Regions from separate parts of the Homo sapiens genome. Here region 2 is linked to region 1. The links are chromatin loops, found by intact Hi-C in ENCODE. Cell type or tissue: heart left ventricle. All regions are shown on one strand.

Evidence for each region. Peaks named below come from ENCODE experiments on the same cell type or tissue, not always from the same donor. Only the 100,000 strongest peaks of a DNase experiment are listed, where the experiment ranks them.
Region 2: a loop joins it to region 1, with 7 times the contacts of the local background. A loop is called at or near these places in 2 of 110 quality-filtered maps.

The regions. Positions count from the first base shown.
Region 1 is chr18:32,080,929-32,088,928 of GRCh38, reverse strand. It overlaps a transcript of RNF125 not described here. Among named protein-coding and RNA genes, the nearest start is that of RNF138, 6.9 kb to the left of the region's middle. RefSeq lists an enhancer at 3,548-3,677. In heart left ventricle, no CTCF peak of the experiment used is centred here; no DNase peak of the experiment used is centred here; H3K4me3 peaks cover 555 bases; H3K27ac peaks cover 1,735 bases.
Region 2 is chr18:31,981,193-31,989,192 of GRCh38, reverse strand. No RefSeq gene overlaps it. Among named protein-coding and RNA genes, the nearest start is that of RNF125, 34 kb to the left of the region's middle. In heart left ventricle, no CTCF peak of the experiment used is centred here; no DNase peak of the experiment used is centred here; H3K27ac peaks cover 282 bases.

The DNA of each region.
Region 1 (8,000 bases):
AAACCACCTTTCCCCCCCAGAATGAAGCCCCTACTTTGTTTCTTCTCCTACAGTCTCTTGGATTAGAAGGAATGGACTTTTCCCCTTGCCACTTCTTGCTGATTGGGTGCTCTAAAACTCTCCAGTCAAGACCAGGCGTGGTGGATCATGCTCCTAATCCCAGCACTCTGGGAGGCCGAGGCAGGCAGATCACTTGAGGTCAGGAGTTCGTGACCAGCCTGGACAACATGGCGAAACCTGTCTCTACTAAAATACAAAAATTAACCGGGCATGGTATGCATGCCTATAGTCCCAGCTACTCCAGAGGCTGAGGCAGAAGAGTGGCTTGAACCCAGGAGGCAGAAGTTGCAGTGAGCTGAGATGGCACCACTGCTCTCCAGCCTGGGTGACAGAGCGGGACTCTGTCTCAAAAAATAAAAAATCAAAATAAGTAAATAAAACTCTCCAGTCAAGTTCGATGGATCTTGATATGCAAAAGAGAAAAATAAAATAATTTAGAATACTGATTTCTTGACAAGGCCTGGCTTTATCTTACTACAAACCTTCAAAATCCTGTTTTGCTGGTAAAAGTGATTGCCTTTGAAGAAGTGAACTGGGAAGCTGGAGGATGGAACAGGAGAGAGGCTCATGTTTCACTCTCTACCCTTTGGTATCTTTGTAAATTGCTACCATGTGCAGTGTTGACACTCAGCTGGTTTGTACCAGTACCATTTTCCTAGTCTTTTTCAGCCTTGTCCATCCTGACTGGTGAGTAGTCTGTCCTGAATGACCAGTGCCAATTTGGTTCCAGTTGCTAAATATTTTTATTTTAGCAAATATTAGCTAAATATTACTCTTGACTATGTACATACACAACTGTTCCATGAAAGGGCTATATATGCAAAGTGACTCTCAAATGCAGAAGAAGCCAAAAATCCAAAGAAGAGGCAAACAAATCCAGTTTGCTGGTAGCAGGTGATTTACTGGGGAACTTGTGGATGGAAGTGTGGTCTTGGGCAGCAGCAAGACAGGTGGATCTTCGTATTGTTATCCTGCAGACCATAAGGAAAGGGTATACATAATGTGCAGGAAAATTAAAGTTCACCCCTGAGGGAAAGACAAGAATACTATGTGCATTACAGCCTATAATTTGCTTAAGGGCAGGATTTATGATTAAGACCATGCTCTTTTTACACAAGGAATCATAAAGAAGAACTCTTAGGGGCATTCCTGGAACTGGGGTTAATCAGAAGTCAACCTAGCATGTTAACATCCATGATGGAGTTCTTTAACCTCCACAATAACCAATTGTGTAGGGAAAACTCTAACCATATTTTACCTTTACTCTCACGCACCACAACAATCAACACAGAAGAAGACTTCTGTGAACAAATATGTGGGGGGTTTTCCCCATGCACCAAGCAGCAGACAGCAAATGGGTGTCCTCTAATTCAGTTCCTACCTACCCAGAGACAGTGTCAGATCCCACAGGTTGGGGGCCCAGTTCCCAAGACTGGCTTCCATACCCCCAGACACCACTTACAAGTCCGGGCCTCCAGAACTTCCGACCAACCAGCTTCAAGTTGCGGTTCCCATAGCCCACTCTTTGGGTTTCATTAATTTGCTGGAGCAGTGCACAGAACTCAGAGAAACATGATTACTGGTGTATTATAAAGGATATTGCTCCAGCAAATTAATGAAACCGAAAGAGTGGGCTCTGGGAACCGCAACTTGAAGCTGAAGCAGCACACAGAACTCAGAGAAACACGATTACTGGTATATTATAAAGGATATTGCAAAAGATACAGATGACGAGACGCATAGGGTAAGGTATGGGGGAAGAGGTGCAGAGCTTCCAAGCCTTCCCTAGATTGGCCGTTTCCTCTTACCAGTGGTTTAAGCATGAGTGTGTATGTGACTCAGTTATGACCAAAAGGCTGTGAAGGGAATTATTATGAGGGGCATCAGCAAGCACTTTTCTTTGATGATCAAAGACAAGGCCAGGCATGGTGGCTCATTCCTGTAATTCCAGCACTTTGGGAGGCTGAGGTACAAGGATAGCTTGAGGTCAGGAATTTGAGACCAGCCTGGACAACATAGTGGGACCCTGTCTCTACAAAAACATTTTAGAGGCCAGGCATGGTGGCTCATACCTGAAATCCCAACACTTTGGGAGGCCGAGGCAGGCAGATCACCTGAGGTCGGGAGTTCGAGACCAGCCTGACCAACACGGAGAAACCTGCCTCTACTAAAAATACAAAATTAGCTGGGTGTGGTGGCAGGAGCCTGTAATCCCAGCTACTTAGGAGGCTGAGGCAGGAGAATCACTTGAACCTGGGAGGCAGAGGTTGCGATGCGCTGAGATCATGCCATTGCACTCCAGCCTGGGCAACAAGAGCAAAACTCCATCTTAAAAAAAAAAAATTAGAAATTAGCATGGTGTGGTGGCTCACACGTGTAATCCCAGCTACTCGGGAGACTGAGTTAGGAAGACTGGTTGAGCCTGGGAGGTCAAGGCTGCAGTGAGCCATGATCACTCCACTGCACTCCAGCCTGAACAACAGAGAACCTGTCTCAGAAAAAAAAAAAAAAAACACAAATATCTAGGTGCAGTGGTGTGCACCTATAGTCCCAGCTATTCGAGAGGCTGAGGCAGGAGGATTGCTTGAGCCCAGGAGTCCTACCTAAGCAACACAGCAAGAGCTTGTCTCTTAAAAAAAAAAAAAAAAGACAAATCTACTCCCCCATCTAGATGTTTCTTTGTCTATATGTGCTACGTGGAACTACAAGCAGGATGAAACCATGTAAAGAGCCAGCCGTGAAAAGAAAAGCCAATGTGCTGAAGGTGGTAAAGCTGAAAGATGGAAAGAATATATAGGTTCTTGATATATTAATATTTGAATTATTCAATTACTCTAGTCAACCCTGAAACTGCCCTCCCTCCTATCTGTTAATCAAGATTAATTAAACACCTTCTAGTTTGAGCCATTCTCAGTGGGTTCTTTGGTTATTTGTAGTTGGAAGTATCTGACCTAGGCATTTGCCTTTCTGCATCTCTTTCCCTGTTCTGCCCTTGTTGTTCTGCTCTTTTTGTTGGAGCTGACTCTTATAAACTGTTTCCCAGTTTCCCTTACCAGCTGACTTCTGGCTATATTCAGCCAATACGAGGCACCAATGAGAGATCAGGAAGGAAGGAAGAACGAAACCAAGTTACTTCTCTCTCTCTTTTTTTTTTTTTTTTTTTTTTTTGATAAGTCGTTTCACTCTTGTTGCCCAACCTGGAGTACAATGGTGCAGTCTTGGCTCACTGCAACCTCCACCCCCAGGTTCAAGCGATTCTCCTGCCTCAGCCTCCCAAGTAGCTGAGATTACAGGCACCCGCCGCCACACCCGGCTAATTTTTTGTATTTTTAGTAGAAATGGGCTTTCACCATGTTGGTCAGGCTGGTCTCAAACTCCAGACCTCAGGTGATCCTCCCACCTTGGCCTCTTAAAGTGCTGGGATTACAGGTGTGAGCCCCCTCACCCAGCTTTCTCTCTCTCTCTCTCTCTCTCTCTCTCTCTCTCTCTCTCTCTGCTTCTGGCAGTGGTTTCATTTCTTCTGCGGTTTTGGCTTCTGTGAGGCTGCACTTTCTTTGGTCCTGCTTCCTGCTGGGCAGGCCCTTCCTTTTCTCAATGCCTTGTGTATTTGCTTCACTGTCAACTTGGCCTTTCTGCTCTTTTAATGTCTTTGTAATTAGTTTCCCATATTAATCATCCTCTACTGAACCACCCTTGCAAGCTCCGCTTTCCTGATTGGCCCCTGTCCCAGTTTCCTAGCTGAATCAACAGTTCAGAAGGAGAGGAGAGGCAAGTGACAAAGAAATGCCGCAAAGTGGTTCTTCCTTCCCAAAGACAAGGAACTGGGTTACTTTTCATTGTAAGCTTAAATTCTCTCCTCACACCTCTGCAAAGTAGCTGAAATGGAAGTTCAAAAGTGAGATTAAATTAACTATAGAAAATGAAGGAATTTATCTTTTGAATTCACCCCAGTTTGAGACAGTTACATTTCAACTTCTTCATAAATGTCATTATGAACATGAATTTTCATGACATTTAATTTCATATCATCCATATTTTATGTATTATTATACAGCTTCCATTTTTAACAATGTTCATATGAGTAGCCCCGGTGACCCTGTTTATCCTGTGGAATCTGGCCTCTATGTTACAGTTGATTAGGATAGAGGTGAATATAATCCCAGCTTGTGATAGCCACACTGTGTCTCCCAAAACTGTGGAACTGAGATTCTGATATTCTAGTCAGTCTCTATCAAATCCCTTAATTTGGAAGGCATGTTAACACAGGAGCTGTGGGGCAGCCACCTTCTCCCTTGCCCAAACACACAAATCAGTCAGTAGAAAGAGAGCAAACCAACAATGAAACAGATATTCGGAATGCAGCTAAAGTCACTTCACTGAATAAACTATGCTGTCCTAGGAGGCAGAGCCCTAGAGTAGACCAGTAATGATGAATAGATTTCAACAAATCAACTCACATTTCAACTTTTCTTTGACACTGTTCTTGTTTTTTTGTTTGTTTGTTTGTTTGTTTGGAGACATAGTCTTGCTCTATCCCACAGGCGGGAATGCAGTGGCACTATCTCGGCTCACTGCAACCTCCGTCTCCTGGGTTCAAGCGATTCCCCTGCCTCAGCCTCCCAAGTAGCTGCGATTACAGGCATGCGCCACCAAGCCTGGCTAATTTTTGTATTTTTGTAGAGATGGGGTTTCAGCAAGTCGGCTAGGCTGGTCTCAAACTCCTGACCTCAGGTGATCCACCTGCGTCGGCCTCCCAAAGTGCTGGGATTACAGGTGTAAGCCACCGCACCTGGTCAGTTGTTTTTTAATCTTTGAGAGAAACATTTAAATTTGAAGCTAAAAGATCTTTCTCCATTTCTCTCTCGCTCTTCTCTCCCTTTCTCCCTTTCTTTTTCTTACCTTTTCTCCCTCCCTCTTTCCTTTTTTTCCCTTTTTGTTTTTCCTTTACTCCACATTTTTTTTTTCGAGACAGGGTCTCGCCTCTGTTGCCCGGGCTGTAGTACAGTGGCACAATCATAGCTCACTGCAGCTTCAAACTCCCAGGCTCAGTCAATCCTCCTGCCTCTGCCTCCTGAGTAGTGAGAACCATAGGCACACACCACCACACTCAGCTAATTTTTGTAGAGATGGGGTTTGGCCATGTTACCCAGGCTGGTTTCAAACTTCTGAGCTCAAGCAATCTGCCTACCTAGGCCTCCCAAAGTGCTGGGATTACAGGCATGAGCCACCGCACCTGACCTACTCCACATTTATTAACATCCTCTGGGCATTGTTCTGCCCCGGCTTCCTCGCCAGGACAGAGGAAACTATAACAAGATTAGTTCCAGTATCACACTGGAGGCAAAAGCCTGACACCAATTTTAAAAAGCAAACAAAGCCTACATTTTAGGGAAACAGAAGAACCCTCCAGCCCACATATAAGCCCTTCTTTCTATACATGAAGTTCAATAATTCCAGCCTTACCCCTTAATATATAGGCATTTATTATTTTCTCGAAAGGAGGTAATCCAAAGTCCCTTCTAGCAGCAATGTCACAATGTCATGAGACCACTATTTTTCCAGTTCAGTATTGCCAAATGATTTACCTTTCCCTTTACTTGGGTCTTAATCTGGTCCAATTTTGAGATCTCATGATACTGCAACCTTAGACCAAATAAGAAATGTAATTCCTATCAACCACCTGTTATGTACCACAATGGAGAGCAAATACAACTACAATGAAAACTTCCATTTAGAACATGGAAAAAGGGGAAGAAACACAGGACATGTACCATCTGTTGCTGGACAGAATTAATAAAGTAAAGCAGAGAACCACAGCATCTCATGGGCATCATTTGGTTGACTTTGCAACAGTGAGAGCTCTATTGCCAACAAATCTAGCTTCTCTGATATTGCCTTCTGGGATCATTTCTATTGTCAAGGGAGCATCTGAAAGGACATTAGAGGAGACTACCCTGTTTGGGGAGAGAGGATGGGTATATCTCACAATTCACTTTTTGTTAAAGGTATTGGAGTCCACAAATGCCCTGAGGACCTTAGGGTCTCCAAGGAACTGGGACATTGGTTTCAATGAATCACAGTCCTGTTATACGAATTGTGTTTTTCCAGTGCTATAATTCTAATAAAAACTTAGTCACCTGTCCATCATTTTCATTATAGGGGAAATTCCTAAAAGCAAACACCAAAAATGTCAGGTCAGCAGGGCTGCTAAATTGAAGAGCCAAGGCTGGCCTACACACATAGAGTTTCCGTTCCTTAGCAGCAACTCTGGGGGCGATGTATATCCCAGTACACTCTGTTTGACAAACTTTATATCAGGACAGCGTGAAGACGACTACCTGGGCTGGCAGAGAGGTCTTCTCTATTCCCTAAAATATTGCCTGGTGATCTGAATTCACAGCATCCTGAATCTACGCTCCCAGGTTGCAGATCTCAAACTTGGCCCAAATAAACTCTCTACTTATATTTAAACATACATATAATATAAATACAAATATAATATATATGATGTGTGTCCATGTATATATATGTGTGTGTGTGTGTTTGTGTGTGTATATACATATACCAGTCCAATGTATTTTGTGCAGGTAGTGACATCTTATTTGATTTGCCAGGAGAGAAGCCAGTGTGAGGTTTTGTTTTCCTATTTGATTTGCCAGGAGGGAAGCCAGTGTAATGTACTGAATACCAGTCCAATGTATTTTGTACTGATAGTGACATCCTATTTGATTTGCCAGGAGGGAAGCCAGTGTGAGGTTCTCTAATGTAGCTCAGGGAGCCAAGATTCCCCAAACCCTCCATTCCATTCATTCCTTCCCACTCCGGTTGCCAGGATCTCAAACTTTCCCACTCAGCATTTCAAACTTACATACAGAAAAGGAAGTGAATCAAAGAACTTGACTCCTGTACCTCAGTCCATCAAATGATTACTTTCTTCATTTGGACCTCCACATTCTCAATTCCCAACTTCCTTTTTTCTACTCACATCCAGAAAAATCTCCATGGAAGAATGTAAATTTCTGGTTGTACCTTATTGAAAGTGCTCAGGAAAAATCAACACAATCTGATTTATCAGTCTGGGTCTAATCATGAGAGAGAAACCACACAATAATTTGAACAGAGAAAGTTTAATATTAAAAATTTTAAATTATAATAGATTTTATAGGTTGAATTGTATCCTTTTCTCTCCCCAATTCCTATGTTTAAGTTCTAACCCCAGTACCTTAGAATGTGACTCTTTTTGGAGGTATGGCTTTTAAAAAGTAATTAAGTTAAAATGGGGGTGATACTAACTATAACTTGTAACTCAGTAAATATCTAAGAGATGGTACAATCACTGCAAATGGTGGGGGAAACAAGCAAACAATGTTCTGTGCTTTAAGCTTCATCCAAAGTCTGGAGAGAGACCAGTGGGTGAAAAAAATAGCAACAGAGAGTAAAGTTGTTGTCTCTATATTTAAATACTTCATTTTTGAAACCCCAAGAGCTTTGCCAGTAAGATGACATTTCTTCTTTCCTAAATTTCACTGACAATTATAATTTCCTAAACTGGGTGTCATAGAACTATATATACACCATGGTATTTGCTTAAAATTTTTTGTTTGTTGTTTTTTTCTTTGTGTTTAAAAACACACAACATGAAATTTACCATTCTGACCTTTTTTTTTTTTTTTTTCAGATGTAGTCTCACTCTGTTGCCTAGGATGGAGTCCAGTGGCGAGATCTTGGCTCACTGCAACCTCTGCCTCCCGGATGCAAGCGATTCTCCTGCCTCAGCTTCCTGAGTAGCTGGGATTATAGGCTTACAGACCTGCGCCATCACACTCGGTTAATGATTGTATTTTTAGTAGACACGGGGTTTCACCATGTTGGGTCAGGCTAGTTTCAAACTCCTGACCTCGTGATCCGCCTGCCTCAGCCTCCCAAAGTGCTCGGATTAC
Region 2 (8,000 bases), 100 kb after region 1:
CCTTTGGGAGGCCGAGGCGGGCGGATCACGAGGTCAGGAGATCGAGACCATCCTGGCTAACACAGCGAAACCATGTCTCTACCAAAAATACAAAAAAAAAAAAAAAAAAAAAATTAGCCGGGCGCAGTGGCAGGCACCTGTAGTCCCAGCTACTCAGGAGGCTGAGGCAGGAGAATGGCGTGAACCCGGGAGGCAGAGCTTGCAGTGAGCCGAGATCTCACCACTGCACTTCAGCCTGGGTGACAGAGCGAGACTCTGTCTCAAAAAAAAAAAAAAAAAAGAACAAGAAATGAAATTACCAATATTAATGCCAACATCACCTCATTAGCAAAATAAGACTTCCAAATTAGTTGAAAGTGGTTGAAAACAATTTGCTTTTCTAAAATGTATAAATATATATCATTTGTATTTATGTAGTGAAAATTATTCTTTTTGGGAAAAGTGAAAATGAGTAAATTTTCCAATGCTTTATCTGTCTATAGAAGACATGCACACATATTAATAATCATCTTTCAGGGTCAGGCGCAGTGGCTCATGCCTGTAATCCCAGCACTTTGGGATGTTGAGGTGGGAGGATCACTTGAGGTCAGGAGTTCGAGACCAGCCTGGACAATGGGGTGAAACCCCGTCCACTAAAACTACAAAAATTAGTCCAGTGTTGTGGTGCATGCCTATAGTACCAGCTACTCAGGAGGCTGAGGCATGAGAATCATTTGAACCTGGGAGGCAGAGGTCGCAGTGAGCTGAGATCTTACCATTACACTCCAGCCTGGATGACAGAGCAAGACTCCATCTCAAAAAAAAAAAAAAAAAAAAGGCCAGGCACGGTGGTTCACGCCTGTAATCCCAGCACTTTGGGAGGCCAAGGCTGGAGGATCATGAGGTCAGGAGTTCGAGACCAGCCTGACCAAGTCTCTACTAAAAATACAAAAATTAGCTGGACGTGGTGGCACACGCCTGTAATCACAGCTACTCAGGAGGGTAAAGCAGGAGAATCGCTTGAACCTGGGAGGCGGAGGTTGCAGTGAGCCGAGATTACGCCAGTGGACTCCAACCTGAGTGACAGAGCAAGACTCCATCTCAAAACAAAAATAATAATCAAATAATAAATAAATAAATAAAGCTTCAATGAACATCCTGGTAGTCAAACCTTGCACATTTCCTTAATTTTTGCTTTAGGATCATAATTGCTAATTTAATCTGCTTTACATGTTTCTTAATAACAAGGAAATGATTTCATATGCCCTCAAGGACTGAATAGTTTTCAGAATTTGGAAGAGCAATTTGATAAAAATAGAAAATATTAACAATCATACCAGCTTAATTACCAGCTACAACAATTCAAGGAAGAACTGTCCAGTGGCTTAGGACAACATTTTCCTGGCTACATTAGTTTTGTTTAGAAACTGTTCACCATCAAGCAAACAATGTGGTTTTGGAACAATTTTTAGATGTTTTTATTGCTTGGCTTAAAATACGTAATTAAGCCATTTGAGTCTTTAAAAAAGTACAACTGAATAAGAATGAAATGAGCTCCTTTAATTTTACTATTTTCACCTGTTTAAATAATGCAAACATTTAAACAGAAGTAGTGTTTGTCTAAGAGCACATTCCAGGGAAACCAATAATGGGAGCTCTAATGAGGGCAAAGAAAGGACATAAGGAAGTTTCTGAAGCAGAGCTGGCTATTTGAGTTATTAGGACCACAGAAAAACTCCCAGCTGAAATCTGGAAATTAGGAAGGGTACCACATCCTCAACATTTATATCAGTTTTGCTTTGTTTCTTCTGCTAGTGTCTTGCCTGTCAACCAGAATCTAAACCTGGTTTGCCAGAGGCAAATCTCAAGCCAATTCTCTACCCCTTATTCCAGTCTTCTTTCTTTTTCAGAGACTGAGTCTTCTCATCACAACCCCTATCATTAGGTGTTTTTTTGTTTTGTTTTGTTTTGTTTTGTTTTGTTTTGTTTTTTGAGACGGAGTCTCTCTCTTGTTGCCCAGGCTGGAGTGCAATGGCACAATCTCGGCTCATGGCAAGCTCCACCTCCCGGGTTCAAGTGATTATCTTGCCTCAGCCTCCCAAGTAGCTGGGATTACAGGCATGCACCATCAAGCCTGGCTAATTTTATATTTTTTAGTAGAGACAGGGTTTCTCCATGTTGGCCAGGCTGGTCTCGAACTCCCGACCTCAGGTGATCTGCCCGCCTCAGCCTCCCAAAGTGCTGGGATTACAGGCATGAGCCACCACGCCCGGGCACCAATAGGTGACTTCTAATGGATCTCCCAGTCATGATCACTACATTGAGTGACTTACAAATTAGGTCTCTACCTAAAATAATATTAATAGCTATCATTTTTATATATATGTACTACACACTACACTAAAATCTTTAATTATTAGGATTTATTCTCCCAGTCACCCTGGGTTGCTATAATCTGCAAGTAACATAAACCTGACGCAAATTCACTTAAACAATAAGAAATTGTATTGGCTCAGCTGGGCATGGTGGCTCACGCCTGTAATCCCAGTACTTTGGAAGGCTGAGGCAAGCAGATCACCTGAGGTCGTGAGTTTGAGACCAGCCTGACCAACATGGAGAAACTCCGTCTCTACTAAAAATACAAAATTAGCCAGGCGTGGTGGCCCATGCCTGTAATCCCAGCTATTCGGGAGGCTGAGGCAGAAGAAATCGCTTGAACCTGGGAGGCGGAGGCTGCAGTGAGCCAAGATTGTGCCATTGCACTCCAGCCTAGGCAACAAGAGTGAAACTCCATCTCAAAAAAAAAAAAGAAAGAAATTATATTGGCCCAAATAACAGGAAGTGCCATAATATTGCGCTATTGACTTCAGGTATGATTTGATCAGGGTTCTCTCTCCATTTCCCTGAAATTCTGCCCAATTATATACATCAGCTTTGTTCTCAAGTTGGTTTGTTCTTGGTGGGGTGGAATGGGTACTGGTAGCAGTTGGCAATATTTCTGTGTTTTTTGATATATGAAGTAAAAAAGAGACCATGGTTTCCCTTAGAAGAGCAAGAGCAAGGGAAAACTTACCTACTTACCTAGCAGCACCCCCATTAAGCCCTTTTTTTTTTTTTTTTTTTTTTGAGACAGAGTTTCGTTCTTGTTGCCCAGGCTGGAGGTTAATGGCATGATGTTGGCTCACTGCCACCTCCGCCTCCTGAGTTCGTGATTCTCCTCTCTCAGCCTCCCGAGTAGCTGGGATTACGGGCATGCGCCACCATGCCTGTCTAATTTTGTATTTTTAGTAGAGATGGGGTTTCTCCATGTTGATCAGGCTGGTCTCGAGCTCCTGACCTCAGGTCATCTGCCTGCATCAGCCTCCCAAAGTGCTGGGATTATAGGCGTGAGCTTCCATGTCGGGTCCATTAAGTCCTTTTTATTAGCCAGCTCAGGTTGACATAACAAAATACAGAAATTTATTTTCTTACAGTTCTGGAGGCTGGAAGTCCAAGAGCAGGGTGCCACCCTGGTAAGGTGAGGTGAGGACTCTCTTTCTGGCTTGGAAATGGCCATCTTCTCATTGTGTCCTCACATGGCAGAGAGGGAGAGAGCAAGCAAGTTCTCTGGTGTCTCTTTTCACAAGGACATTAATCCCATCATGAAGGCCCCACCCTCATGACCTCTTCCAAACCTAATTTCCTCCCAAAGGCTCTGTCTTCGGATACCATCACACTGGGAGTTAGAGCTTCAACATAGGAATTTTGGGACGACAGAGTTCGGTCCATTGTATTCTTCTGCATATTTCATTAGCCATCCCTGGGCCAATCATTAGCAAGGAGAATGGGATTATCATGATGGCTTTAGATGGATCAACTGAGGTGGAAAGGATTTGGGGGAGTCAACCACAAAGTCTAATATAAAGTAGGTATATTTCATAATTTAGGAAACTGAATCTGAAAGATGTTGAGTGACCAGCTGAATGTCATACATATAATAAGTGGGAAAGCCAAGATCTAAACTCAACTGACTCTAAAGCTCTTATATGACATGACACTAGCATTTCTTATTTTCCTTTCTAGTTTGCAGGTTATCTGTACCTTCTAGTTTTAGCCTATATTCTCTTTTGATATCAGAAACCTTGCCCTTGCCCTTTCAACCTCAATGGGTACAACCTAGGACCCTGAGCTCCATGCCCTATCTTTGGCTCCACGCATAGAGGGCCAAGCTCAAACATAAATAGTTCCCCACAACTCTTTGCACTGCTATTTAAGGCCTTTCACAAACTACTCCTTCCTTAACTTTCTAGGTGGAATGCCACCCTTTCACTTTCCTGAAATTTCTACTCCTATCAAATAGGGCTATTTGGAGAACTCCAAATATACCTTCCATTATTAGACTTAGCTGAGCTTGTTCAACCTGACTGGAAGCCTCTGGTTTCCTTTCTTTTTCTTCCCCCAACTCCCCCGCTTCAGAAAAAACAGAAACTTTGAAGTAACATACATATGGGTCTGAACCTCTATGCTTTTTACTGGCTGGGTGACCTAGGAAAAGTTGCTTAAACTCTCAGCGTCTCAGTTCCCTCCTTTGTAGACTATGGATACCAATGCCTATTTCATAGGATTGTTCTAAGAAATAATAATCCATATGTGAAAATGTTTGGCAAATAGTAAGTACTTAATAAATGGGAAGTCCTTCAAGACCTAATGTCCCGGCTGGGCATGGTGGCTTACACCTGTAATCCCAGCACTTTGGGAGGCTGAGGCGGGTGGATCACCTGAGCTCAGGGGTTCAAGACCAGCTTGACCAACATGGTGAAACCCGTCTCTATTAAAAATATAAAAATTAGCTGGGTGTGGTGGCACGCACCTGTAAGTCCAGCTACTCTGGAGGCTGAGGCAGGAGAATCGCTTGAGTCCGGGAGGCAGAGGTTGCAGTGAGCCAAGGTCATGCCACTGCACTCCAGCCTGGGTGAGAGAGTGAGACTCTGTCTAGAAAAAAAAAGACTTGATGTCCCGTTTCCTGTGAAATATTTTTTTATCTTCCTAATCTGAAGCGGTTACACTTTCTCTTTGAACTCTCATAAACATTACAGCTAACACAACTGGTTTGACTATTAACCAGGCATGAGTTTTTGATAACTCTTCTGTTGCTCTCTTGGACTACTATTTAAATCTTTTATAATTATTTAACTTTCCAATTAGTTTATAAGCAACTTGCAACCTCTGCATGATGTAGCAGACTGTCTTGTCCATATATTTGGAAAGAACACCCTGTGCAAAACATTCTCTTCTTCAGGGATAAATAGTAGTGATTCTCAATGATGAGTCTGATAACAGAAACACCAATATAGGAAGACTATCTCCCCCTGCATTTTGGAGGATCGCGGGTGCCATTGTTAATAAGGACAAAGACCGTCATTGCTTTCTGCATAGGATATGGGTAGTACTGTCTCTGAGATTTCTAGTAACTACAAGGATAGCCTGCTTTTCCTATCCAAGGTGGGCCATAGTTCCCACCTGGATTCTTTCTTGACCCAGTTTATAAAGCTGGCTTTTGCCTTGGTTCCTGTTGCAAAGTTGTTTTTCTGGGATTCTTCCAAGTATTCCATGCGGAAAATGACATATAATTTATCGTCCTAAGTAGGAGCCCGTTGAGGACAAAAAAGCATGTTATTTATCATTATATCAAGACAGCAGGTTCATACGGTACTGCCAGGCCCACTCTCCATACTTCTTCTGGCTTGAGAGCTTTGCCTTGCATTTGCCTACTCTCTCCTTGGGGCCTGAGAGCCTGTCCCCAAAACCCAGGCTGGTTGGTGAATGGAAGTCACCACCAAGCCACAGATGTGCCAGACACTAATGGCCTTACCTGAGGACATTGTTCTTTGCTCTCCTGGCTGGACTTCCATTGTCAGTTGAGTCAGACTCTCCCGCCCCCTTCCTATGTGAGCCAGGGCCAAGTCCCAAAATTAGTGCCTGTTTTACTCTGAGAAAATAGTCACACTTCCTGCAATAGGGCAAGCGCTGCTGTTAATCCAATCATCTGGTTAAAGTACAAGTAGTTCTCAAAAAAGGGCACATAGGCACAGGGTGTTTTGCACTTATAGGGCTCTGTTGTTACACCTTGCTGTAATCTACAGCACTCCCAGCCTTGCACGAAGTAGGTCATTGGGTCAGAATGCTGGGGAGTTCCAGCACATTGTAGTGCTGCCTTGGCTGTGATTCCAGCTGCCTTCCTCCCATCCCGTCTTTTCTCTTGAGGGTCTTTTCAGTCTCTTGGCCAACTCACGGACTTGGGTTTCTCTGACTCCTACTTTTAGGCACTTGCCACAAAAATACTTTCCAAAACATCTCTGCCTGTCATTATAATTTCTCCCTTATTTAAAAACACTAGCTGGGAGCAGTGGCTCATGTCTGTAATCCCAGTAGTTTGGGAGGCCAAGGTGGGCAGATCACCTGAGGTCAGGAGTTCAAGACCAGCCTGGCCAACATGGTGAAACCCTGTCTCTACTAAAAATACAAAAAATAGCCAGATGTGGTGGCAGGCACCTGTAATGCCAGCTACTGGGGAGGTTGAGGCAGGAGAATGGCTTGAGGCTGGGGAGGCTGGGAGGCAGAGGTTGCAGCGAGCTAAGATTGCACCCTGCACTCCAGCCTGGGCAACTGAGTGAGACTCCGTCTCAAAAACAAAACAAAACAAAACAAAACAAAACAAAACAAAACAAACAAACAAAAAAACTTCCCTGGAGTGAGTTCAATCGCCTTTTCCTGGTCTGTACATTTCTCTGGTGACCTCCCCATTTCTGGAAACTCAAGTAAATTCAATTCAACAAGCATTTATTGAGGCCTACTTTGTACACAGTATTATACTAGGTGCTGGTGATACCAAGAAGAATAAGACATAGTCCTGGCCTTCAAAACACTCAAAACCTTGAGATAGGCTGGGCACGGTGTCTCCTGCCTATAATCCCAGCACCTTGGGAGGCCGAGGAGGGCAGATCACCTGAGGTCAGGAGTTCGAGACCAGCCTGACCAACATGGAGAAACCCCATCTCTACTAAAAAGAAAATACAAAAAATTAGCTGGGCATGGTGGCGCATGCCTGTAATTGCAGCTACTCGGGAGGCTGAGGCAGGAGAATCACTTGAACCTAGGAGGCGGAGGTTGCGGTGAGCCGAGATTGCGCCATTGCACTCCAGCCTGGGCAGCAAGAGCAAAACTCCATCTCAAAAAAAAAAAAAGAAAATATTAGCCGGGCATGGTGGCACACACCTGTAGTCCCAGCTACTCGGCAGGCTGAGGCAGGAGAATCACCTCAACTCGGGAGGCGGAGGTTGCAGTGAGCCGAGATCGCACCACTGCACTGCAGCCTGGGCAATAGAGTGAGACTCCATCTCAAAAAAAAGAAAAAGTACGTAATATTTTATGAAACCTTTGTCTTAGTTTTACCTTTAGAAGTATGTGTGAACTGGTTTATGATATGAAATCACAGTTTAAAAACAAAAAAAAGAACAACCATTGGGGAAGTATAGTCCCTTGGAAAATAAGTCCTCAAAATCAAAGTAGGGAGTGTACGGGTCAAAAAAGTTTGGAAAGTCTACGAACCAATTTGCCTTTTTGAGATTCAAAACTCATATTAGTTTGTTAAAGGCCTTATAAAGTCTCACCGTGAAGAAATCTGTGTAACTCCACTTTTTCCAATGATTGGCTGCAGAACTTTTTGCTGTATTCCAAGGATTACATCTATTCACATGCCCCAGTACAGATGTCGAGAGAAGCCACTATCATCTGTGCCATCACAGTCTCTGAATTCTACTGGCAAATTATAATCTCTGAGAGAGCTAATTTTTGTCCCTGAGTTTTAACTACTGCAGTCTAACCCAGATTGTTAGCAAGAGGGGACAATGGTGCATGTGTGTAGAGAAGTATAGACCATTGACAGTAAGGAAATAACAGCACCTGTGGATTTGCTCAGTTTTAGTCTGGTGTTTAGAATTAAATTGCTCCACTATGTCTTGCTTTTGCTCTCTCATTTAAAT